Regions from separate parts of the Homo sapiens genome. Here region 2 is linked to region 1. A link is a loop called in an ENCODE intact Hi-C map of the cell type or tissue named here. Cell type or tissue: HepG2. All regions are shown on one strand. Each heading gives the region's core, and the rest is flanking DNA. Links, peaks and the distances in the headings are about the cores only.

Region 1 (5,378 bases), core at 150-5,149:
CAGAATCTTTTGTCTCACACTTCATCTTCTTTTCTTCTTTCTCCCTGCACCTCCTCTCACTCTCTCTTTTCCACTCACTCTGCCAAGCAGGAAAATAGAGGTTGGCTGAAATGCTATTCAATGCCTTGCTTACATCTCTTCTTGCACAGCTGCAAGCTATAAGATGCATAACTTTCAGTTTTGGTGAGAGAGCCTGGGTTCTCAGGTTCTGCCACATCCAGGCAGCATGACTGGGAGAACACCACTTCATCACTTGCTGCCTCCGTTTGCTTTGATGTAAAAGGTAATAATGATGCCTTCATCTCTGGACTAATGAGGATTAAATGTACATGGAGTACTTTGTGACCTATAAGGTGTAGTGCAATTTTTTGGGCCTTTATCATTTGACCTTTGCAGATTTTTCTTTCTTGCCTCAAACATCGTTCTTGTTGCTTAAGAATTTTATGAGTTCTGGTCAGGTTCAGTGGCTCACGCCTGTAATCCCAGCACTTTGGGAGGCCGAGGTGGGCGGATCACCTGAGGTCGGGAGGTCGAGACCAGCCTGGCCAACATGGTGAAACCCTGTCTCTACTAAAAATACAAAATTAGCCAGGCATAGTGGTGCATGTCTGTAATCTCAGCTACTCAGGAGGCTGAGGCAGGAGAATCGCTTGAACGCGGGAGGCAGAGGTTGCAGTGAGCCGAGATCACACCATTGCACTCCAGCCTGGCAACAAGAGCGAAACTCCGTCTCAAAAAAAAAAAAGAATGTTGTGAGTTCCATTCTAAGAGAACACTTCCTCCGCAGCATGAGCGTGGGCATGACTTTGACATGGGCATGACTGCATCTCCAGAGCATAGTGCTGACCCAGAAGATGAACCAAGGAGACACACTGCTCGTGGTGCAGGCAGAACATGCTCCTTACACCAAGCCGTGGGCGTCTCTCCCTCTCTCCACCAAATCGGATCGAAGCAGTATTTCTTGTAACCAAACTCAGCCATCCTGCCCTAGGTGAGGTGTTGGGGAAAGAACACGGGACTTGGCATGAGAAATCTGGGCTCAAAAGTGCTGCCTTTTCCAAGGGACCTCAGAAAAGCCACCACCTTTCCCTGAATCTTGGTTATCTTATCATCCATTTCTCAATGGAAAAGTTCTGTCCTAGATCAGAGTTGTCAAGAACTTAGAGGCTGAGGAGGAAGGATGACTCTGTTTCCTAGGTCTCCACACACTTTCAACCAGAGAAACCCACTCCATTCACACCTAAATTCAGGTCTCCAGATAGTGTTTTACCATGACACTGCCTTGCTATGGTAATTCTTAAACAAAATCTTTTCCAGAACCATATCATTCAAATATATATAAATATAAAACAGCTAAAGCCAAAAGACATGATATCTATTCTATTAATAGAAGAGTATCATTGGAAGACAACATTTTGCTCCTAAGGCAGGTTGGAAACCCACTAGGCTGGATAATTTCTTACTCCCATTTTTATATTTCAAGCTTTTATTACAGGAGTTGAGAAGCCTCCTCTGTAACCAAGGAGACAAGAATGTTTCAAAAGCACATATGAAGGTTTGATGCCTGAGAAACTACTAGTGGACAAGTCTATGACAATCAACAAAGAAGCACTGAATTTCGGGATGCAACAGCACACCCCTGTACTGCAGGCATTACGGTAGCAAGATGACAACACACCGAGACACCCTAGGGACTCCTGGATTTCAGTGCCTGTTGTGTAACCTTAGGAAAATCACCCTACTGTTCTGAACATCAGTGTCTTCATTGTTAGAACATATTTCAGCTCCAAAAATCATATTTCTGCAAAGGAAGGGGGCTTGTGGAGGACAGGAAAAAGAGAATTAATCTTTATTGAGTACCCACTCAGTGCTAGAAAGTGTGATATTCTTTTTACCCATTATCTAACTAAATTTGTGGGATGGGGTAAATAGAACTATTTTATGAACTCAAAGAGAATCTGACCATATTTCAGTTCTCTCCGTAGGAGAGAACCACTCTGGGATGGCGAACTCATGGGTCCTGTTTTGTATTTCTCTCTCACATGCTCTCTAGCACTGTCTTCATAGGAGAAACATGTAGAAAGATCAAGCAGTTAAGATGGCAGCCTCAGCTCATGAGGGGGTCACGAAACAGGCCCATGGTTTTGTAGAAGGTCTTGAGACTCCACTGCAGACATGTAGGTAGGTGAAAGGCAGGAGTTAAAAAAAAAAGTTGATCCCTTGAGGCTACTCAGCTCATGGACCCCAAAATACCCAAAGGGATTTCTGAAAGAGGCCTACCCTCTATGGATGTGGGTTAGGAACAAATAGTGTGTGGGGACACTCTGACCCAACACCACCAGCCAAGAGTCTACTGTGACTCCAAAGAGATTGGGAAACAAGACAAATCTTGCTGGAACCCCATTCCCTTGGGAGCCTGGCAAGTCAGGTCATTCTTTTCAAGATATAGGCAGAAATGTAGCCAATGGGGACAGGGTTGGACCCAGGAAGACCTGAGGAAGTCCACCCAGAGAGAGGCTAAGATCTTCATCAACCTCATCCCAAAGTCCTGCAGACCTTAAAAAGAGCTTCTCAAAGCCTCCACAACATAGACAAAAAAGCAGAAGGATGGAGGACAAGGCAAACCCATGAAAAACCCTGATGCCAGTTTGAGCCAACTGTAGTGTACTGTGTTTGCCCCCACCAAAATAAGAAATCACAGCCATCTGTAGCTTTGGACAGTAGTCTACTACAGTTCAGCTGTCTTTCTCCAGGCACCACCGATATGAGTTTTGATGAGATATATGAACCCTCCGGTTTAGAAAGTAACAGAGGGTTTGGGGCAGCTCTTTAACAAGGCAGGAATCTGTGTATCATTCAGTTTCCACCTCTCCACCAGGGGGCAGCATAGCAGCATTCATTCAGTGCCATGTTGACTTGGTAACTGAGGTCATCCAGGCAGAGACAGGGATTGGCCATAAGCCAAAACTGTCTGCCGGAAAATCTGCTGCTGGGAGTCTGGGAGACCATGTGGCTAAACTGAAGGAGAGATGGTGAGAGAAGGGTATTCAAAAGTATTGGGAACCAAAAGCATGGCTTGTGGCCTTAGAAGTAGTGACACAAGCAACCTTGTCAGCTGGCTCAAGGTCTCTGTCCTTGAGGCTGAGCCAACAACACCACAATAAGCAACTGAGCACATGGTCCTGGGGTGGTGGGAAAGTCTGCATGGACAATAGAGTGGCAGGATCTTCTATAGGAGACAGTCTCAAGACTCTGCAGTGGTGAGAAAATGGGAAACAATAAGTGGCTGGCAGAGCCAATCAGGGTCTCTGTCTGCCTGCAGCTCCTGGGGAGCTATAAGGAGGACCATACAATGGGATGAACGAGTGGGAGTGAGAACTGCTAAGTATGATGTCTGCACGTCCCAGAGGCTCCGCAAGGCACTGGCCTCACCAAGAAAGGCAGGGTAATGCACATGGTTTTTCATCTATCACAAATGTTGCTGGCGATGGGTGGTTTCTACCTTGAAATGGTAGACTAACTAAGTGCTTTTCTTGTTCTCGCAAGGTGTCCATTCCAGAATCAGCAAGACACTGTGGGAAGAGGACAGCTTTTGACATCTGATTAAACCTGTATTCAAACCTTGGTTCTATCTTTAAGAACTTGAGCAAGTTACAAACTCTCTTGGAGCCTCGGCTTCTTTATCTCTAAAAATGAGATCATAACAACCTTATGAGATATTTTGGAGATTAAGTAAGTAGTGTATTTTAAGTATCTGACACATACTAGCTGCTCTCAATAAGTAGTAGCCATTAACTCCCTTTATTAAAATCAGTTTACCATATCTGCCCATGTAAATATTTATATAAGATAATTTATTTCAAGACAGCCAACTGAGCCAAAAATAGAACTTTATATGTATCTCAAGGTTCTGTCCCTCATTATTATAACAAATCAAATCAAACTTCAACCAGCCTTTCATATGTTACTGGAGAAGACACCAACAAACAACTGTGAAAGGCCAAACACTTGAGAGGAAACTGAGGGTACATCTCATTCAGGCAGCTATGGCTATGGTCTACCCTAACCCAAGGTCAATATTGACACTGGCCACGAGTGTTGACCCACACACAAATTCATTGCCTAACACCCAGCATATGTTCAGGAAGTTGTCAGCTCCATGTTTAGCCAACCAGAGCCAACAGTTGCTATTTGGTTAATGCTGACATTACCTTGCAAATATTTAAAACAGACCATTTCCCCACATCATTTTGGTTCTCATATGACTGCTTCTTACAGAGGCTGCTGACTATTGTGTGGACACGTATTGAGACATCCCTATCCTTGCCTTGCTTCCCTGGCTATCTGACCTCCTGTCCACCAAGAGAGCAGTCAACCTCTCTCCTCATATTACAAATGGAAAGAAACCAAGGCCGATAAAGGGGCAATAATCTACCTCAGACCACAAAGAAAGCTATGATTGCTGAGAGGATCAGACAGAGCCTGAGACTTAGTCAATGATCAAGAAACTAAAGAGATTATACCATGGCCCAATGAGAGATGAAAAGGTACTCCTCCAGGCTCTTAAGCAGTGTTCTGAACAACTAAATGAGTAGACAATGTCAGACAAGCTGAATGAGTGCACTGTGTGTGGGACAGTGAGTCTCTCCTACTTGGAAGCTTTCTTTTCCTCCCCCTCTTCTTTGTTGAAACCTGAAAAGTATCTATGAGTCAAGCCCTAGAGCAAAAGACTGTGGTGAAAGTGTGGATTTCAATAACTCAAGCCAAGGTGGCACAACTTATAGACTTTCCATATTGCCACACAGATATGCACAAATGGCAAGAAACATAAAACAGACATATGGAAAATATCCGTTTTCCTTTTAGGGAGTTAAGGTTTGGTTTCCTTTGAAAATGTCAGTTTTCCTTTCGCTTCATCCTCATTAGCCTCCTGGGACACTCTTAAACATACCCAGAAAACAACAGAGCAGAAGAAATGAGGTATTTTTAGCTGATATTCTGGGCACAGATTCCTATTGTTCCACAATTTTTGGCTTGGCTGGATGGCACGTGGCCAATACAATGTATACTCTTGCAAAGAATGTATATTTCCTGGTGTGTGTGTGTGTGTCTGTGTGTGTGTGCATGTGTGTGTGATAACAGGAAGGACAAGGGTATTATTGATGGTATTTTGATGGGGAAGATTCTGGGATCTCAGCAAGCCACACCAAACTCTCCATAAATCCTGTTTGCTTTGGTCAACATCACTTTTCACTTATTATTACCATTGTGCTATATGTCCAAAAAGAAACTTTTTTTAAAGCCATAGTGTCACAGCTGAAGAGCTCCTAGAATCAACTGTTTCCAGCAGCACTATATTAGGAACTAAATTTATTCTG
Region 2 (5,378 bases), core at 266-5,265, 120 kb before region 1:
TTTGAAATTATATCTCTAAAATATAAGGGACATATCTAACTCTGCCCTACACTCTTGGGGACTATGAACAGTCAAGTGCTGAAAATATAGAGCTTGAAGAGTTGAGTTTTGTCCTAGCTCTTCAGACATGATATTGAACCATCATTGCCCACTCCTCATCACTTAGAACACCAATGGAATCTTCCCCCTTCCTATAGAGGAAGTGGAGGGCTCTCCTTAGCCTCAGAGGGAAGACAGGCCTTGAGGGGAGAGGAGTGGGCCTAAAATCCAAAAAGTGATGGCTCCTTTTATCTCTTGCAGAATTATTTTCCCTGAAGTCCAGAGAAATCTATTCTCTGGTCAAAAACCATTGTCCCCCTCTTTCTCTTTTCTCTGTACTTCCCTATTCAGATGCTATCTGCAGCAGGACACTGAGGTGCAGCAAAAACACTGTGGCTAAGATCCTTGGCTCTGGAGGCAGACAGACCTGAGTTTAAATCCCAGACTCTCTGAGCTTTAATTTTTCTCATTTATAATATGTGATAATGACATAACCTGCCACGGAGTAATATTGTGAGAACTGAATAAGAACTAAGTGAGATAATGTTTGTAAACCACTCAGCTCAGTGTCTAGGAACTAACAAATGCCAATTAACATCAGTTATTATTACTCACTGGAAATATGTCCCTTCAGTGTAAAGACCCAAGCTTGTATCTAGCCATTGAGTCTGCCTACAAGTCAACTCAGGCCACCATATGGTCCAGGCAAGTGAGTATTCAAGAATGAATGCTCTATCGTGGGTTTTTTTCTTCTCATTAGTTTTTTGGATTTTTTTTTTTGTTTGTGTTTTCTTTCAAATGCAGTTCTCTTTCAACATTGCCTGCAATAAGCTGTGGTGCAGAGATTTGGGGGTGGGGGAGGCACATGGAAAAAAAGAAAAAAAAAGAAAACCCGGGCAATTGCACAAAGCCTTTCCCTGGAAAGCCCAGGCTCTGGGTGGTCAGGACACATGGCTGCCCTCCTCTACACCTAGAGCTCCAGCTTTGATGGTCAAGGCACAGATGGGGATTCATCCCATTCCCCACATAAAAGAGCTCTCTGGGAGTGGGAGAATGGCTGGGGTTGTCTATACAGGTGTGTATGTGTGTGTATATATACATGTACACATATATATGTACACATATAATTGGCTATATTAGAAAATTCTCTCTATGTATAAATATAAAACGCTGGTATTCAAACACGACGCCAATGGCTAACTAAAGTGCCTGGCCTTTAAAGATCCTTGCCTGTGTGCATTTGCAGGGAAAACTGTTCAACCTGAGTGCCCAGAATGAGGGAGGGGGACTGGGGAAGCAAAACAATGGGGATCCCCTCTGTGGGCAGGTGGTGGGAGGAAATTGTGTGCTGGCCAAACAGGGCCACCAAGAGCATTCGGGCTGCCCGAGTCTTCTTGGTCCTAGGGCTGTCATTAACAGAAGCAAACAAAGAAAGGGACAGAGCACAAAGTGGCAGGTTCTATGGTCTATTTATAGAGATGGCTTCAAATCCGAGTCTACGAAACATGAAGGCCAGAGCCAACGTGGCCTTTCCATGGATCTACAGTCAATCTATCAGAAAAACTCAGTGAGCCAGGTATTTGGCTCCATTGCCCAGTTGTCCCTGGGTAGTTTATTGCAGACCCCTGTAGAAAATACTTTCATTTAATCAGTTTACACAGAAACCAGGGAATGGTGAGGGGTGGTTTTGTTTTTTACATCTCAGCACAAGGATGGGTTTGAGAGAAGAAGAATACAGTGGAGGAGGACAGAAAACACAGCTTACCTTTGTCCATCTGTCAGAGCTGGCACCAGGTTTTTGGCAATCTTTTGGGATCCTCTTTGCCTGGGCTGGGTTGACTTGGCCCTGTCCGTTTAAGAATATTTGATTTGATTGCAGAGCAAAATGCTTCTGAAAAGCTGGGCTATTATCCCTGAAATAGAAAAATTAAAAAAATTTGAAAAGCACCTTTGAAGTCAGCTACCCAAATGAAACCTGTGACATCAGAGAGATGGCAGATAAATGGAGGGCAGAACAAGGCAGCCATTGACCGTGAGGCAGGCCAGGCTGATGCCACACTTTACACCCTACCAATATAAGTCAAAGATGAAAGATGCTCTGGGCAGCCCGCCTGACCCCTGGGCCTCTGTTATCTCCAATTGATTGCACAGTGTTTTGCTCTGAACAATCCCTCACTGTCTACCTGGTGCAGGTGAATCTCAGCAGAACAGGGGCTTGGGTGGCTTGGCGAGGTTATGGGAATGCCATGCATAGCACAGGGGCCCAGAGGAGGGCTTGCTTGCATGAAGTGCCGTCTTTATTACTTCTCTTATCCCTTGGATGCTGGGAACAGGGCAGCTAAGTGCAAATCAGGGGCAGCAAAAAAGGCCAGGGCGTGTATGGTGACAGACAGGCAGCTCTCTCTCCTGTTTGGAGACTATCAGAGATTGAAGACAAGCTCCAGCTGCCACTCTGCCCCCTGAATATTTCCATACAATGTACCAGAACCTTGGACAAACCTGGATCCCTTAATACACAACAACTCATTACTGGACAAGTTTAACTGCTAAGGATAGTCTATCAGTCGTTCTTAAACCCGAGTCTGCATCAGAAACTCCTGGAGGACTTGCCAAAACACAGATGGCTGCCTCCCCCACCCCCAAGATAGATTTAGCGAATGTGCATTTCAAACAATCTCCAGGTGATGCTGATGCTGCTGATCCATGGCCCACATTTTGAGGTGGTCTTTAAGGTAATATCAGACTTACATTCAACCCTGCCATTATAAAGAAGATTCACTTGAGTTTAGTGGAATCAGGGCCTACGATAAGAGCCAGGTACAAAGATGAATAGTGACAGACTGCAGCTAAACAACTCAATATAATCTAATCTCAGAGAAAGTGGGACCAAATAAAGCCCAGTGGTATCAAATAAACCCCTATATTGAGTCATCTTTCCCAAGGAATGTTTGGGGAATAAGCAGGGTGCATATGTATTTTTTTAAAGAGGTAAAGTTACCTTTTAGGTATCATCAAGAGTTGGTGAACACATAGTTTAGAAAGAAAATTTGGCAGAGAAATGGTTTCCTCTGTTTATAACAGCAGTTTTAGGACAAAAGCAAAATGGCTCTGCATTTCTAGAAGACATGCTGCTGCATGGTAATCCGTGAAACTGAGAACAAGGAAATAGGGTGAAGATGAAAGGACAGGGGAAAGAAGTGGAGTCATTGCCAATTGCACAAGTAGGTGACATCACCTCTGCCTTCAGAAAGCTTGCAAGAAAAAAGAAAGAGCCAGGCACAGTGGCTTATGCCTGTAATCCCATCATTTTGGGAGGCAGAGGTGGGAGGATTGCTTGAACCCTAGAGTTTGAGACAAGCCTGGACAACATGGTGAAACCCCTGGCTCTACAAAAAAAAAAAAAGTAGCTGGGCATGAAATAGCTGGGCATGGTGGTATGCACCTGTATTCCCAGCTACTTGGGAGGCTGAGGTGGGAGGATTGCTTGAGCCTGGAAGGCGGAGGTTGCAGTGAGCCAAGATTGCACCACTGCAAACCAGCCTGAGCAGCCAGACCCTGTTTAAAAAAGAAAAAGAAAAAAGAAACAGGAAAGACATTCTTAAGAAGTTATAGATCATTGACTAGCAATTTCAAAACCACTATAAAAGATGCTACAAGACATAAATGATTAAGTGCAGTGTGAGTATATCAGAGTAGGAAAGTAGGGCTGCAGAGGACAGGACAGTCTCTACAGAGGACTGAGATGAAAACTCACAGTGAAAAATGAGTAGGGATTATATCATTAGAGAGGAGAAGGAGGCATTGCAAACAATAGAAAAAGAAAAAAGAAAAGGAGGTGGGAATGTATGCAGATATCAAGGAGGCAATGCATAGTTTATTCTGGATGATCCAGAGTGTTCAAATCACATAGACCAAGTTGAGAGCAGACTGAGCAACGCATTGAGACTGTCCTAAAGAACTTTGATATTATTCTCCAGATTGCAGGAAATCAACCATGCATTTTATTCATTCATTTATCCAGTTCACACTTATGGAGCACATACTGTGGACCAAGAACAAGTATCAGCTGCGAGCTCAGAAATCCATGAGATTAGTCCTTGCTCTTCAAGCTTTCACTGTCCAGTAGGGAGAGCCCCATAGAATCAGATAATAACACAAATTAGGAAATTCTGTGATGAAATTTTGAACAAGAAAAGTGGAGGCCAGAGGAAGCAGCACTTGGCTCTCCTTAGAGGCACTAAGGAAAAACTCCGCAAAGCTGAACTCCTTGAGCTGGGACTTCAAAAGGGGTGGACAGACTGAACGAAGGCTCTGTGCTGCACTCTGTGGTCATACAGGGCTGCCTCCCACTTCTTTCCTTTCTCAACCATCATGTGTCATGAGTGAATGAAGGAATATGGAAAGAAGGAAGGCAGGAAAGGAAGGAGAATGGGAGGAGGGAAAGAAAAAGGAAGGTAAGGAGAAAAGGGGAGAAGGAAAGAAGAAAGAAGAGGGAGAGAAAGTAGAGGCTATAGGAGGGGAGGAGGGTGGAATGACATTCAGAAGAGGTGACAGAGAGCCCTGCAGAGCATTGTTGTGTGCACATGGATGGCAACCCTAGAACGGGCATATATGGGGTGTCCCACACTGCAGCTCTCAGGGAACAGCAGAAAGATATTCTTCCAGAAAAGGGCAAATTTTTCTAATATTTTTTGAGTAGACTGTGTGTTGCTGAATGTATGCCTAGCTCTTTGCTCAGGAACAAGTTTTGTCCCCTAGGCAAAGAAAGAGGAGGTGATTGGTCCTTGCTCTGGCTTGAGGGGCTCTAAAATTTCCTGCCTCTGTGCTGTCCCACCCTCCTAGGCTGGGATGCTGCAGTTGGCCTGACTTCACCATCTCATAACTGCCATCACTCCTGGGTCAGGAAACAAGCAGGGCTCACTGGCTTCAGGGGACCACAGGTAACAGGTGCGTATGTCAGCTCAGAAGCTTTATTGTCCTTTCTCCAGAGCACGAGAGTCAGCTTTTACAAGGCAAAAGAGGTGGTTGCTTTAGAAGATGAGTCCCACAAGAAAACGTATCTTACTAGGAAAGCTAGCCTGAGATGACTCCAGAAATGAAAAAGAGGAAGACTAATTTTTTCAAAGCAACTAAAGTCTCAATGTTCAGTAAATAATTTATTTGGATAATTCATTTGCAAAAAGAAAGCGTTCAACTTCTAGGAGATCAATTAATTCTATGTAAGGAGCGATTACAGTTCAGAAGTAGATTTCAACTTTCTTTTGCCATATATCTGTCTTTTGCCCTGAGATTTAAGAGAGATTGGCCAAGCCGGTGCGGCGGCTCATGCCTGTAATCCC

What was found. Hi-C counts contacts between places; a loop is a spot of excess contacts. Peaks named below come from ENCODE experiments on the same cell type or tissue, not always from the same donor. Only the 100,000 strongest peaks of a DNase experiment are listed, where the experiment ranks them.
Region 2: a loop joins it to region 1, with 4 times the contacts of the local background. A loop is called at or near these places in 7 of 110 quality-filtered maps.

The regions. Positions count from the first base shown.
Region 1 is chr1:165,255,240-165,260,617 of GRCh38, forward strand. The region is part of intron 3 of LMX1A (LIM homeobox transcription factor 1 alpha); the gene reads right to left. Among named protein-coding and RNA genes, the nearest start is that of LMX1A-AS1, 42 kb to the left of the region's middle. In HepG2, for the core only: a CTCF peak has its summit at 2,882 (motif pointing right); DNase peaks (open chromatin) are centred at 2,942 and 4,152.
Region 2 is chr1:165,135,920-165,141,297 of GRCh38, forward strand. LOC107985452 (a long non-coding RNA gene) reads right to left here and starts at 2,015. Exons shown (of 3, transcript XR_001737808.2): 1 at 1,805-2,015. In HepG2, for the core only: no CTCF peak of the experiment used is centred there; a DNase peak (open chromatin) is centred at 2,182.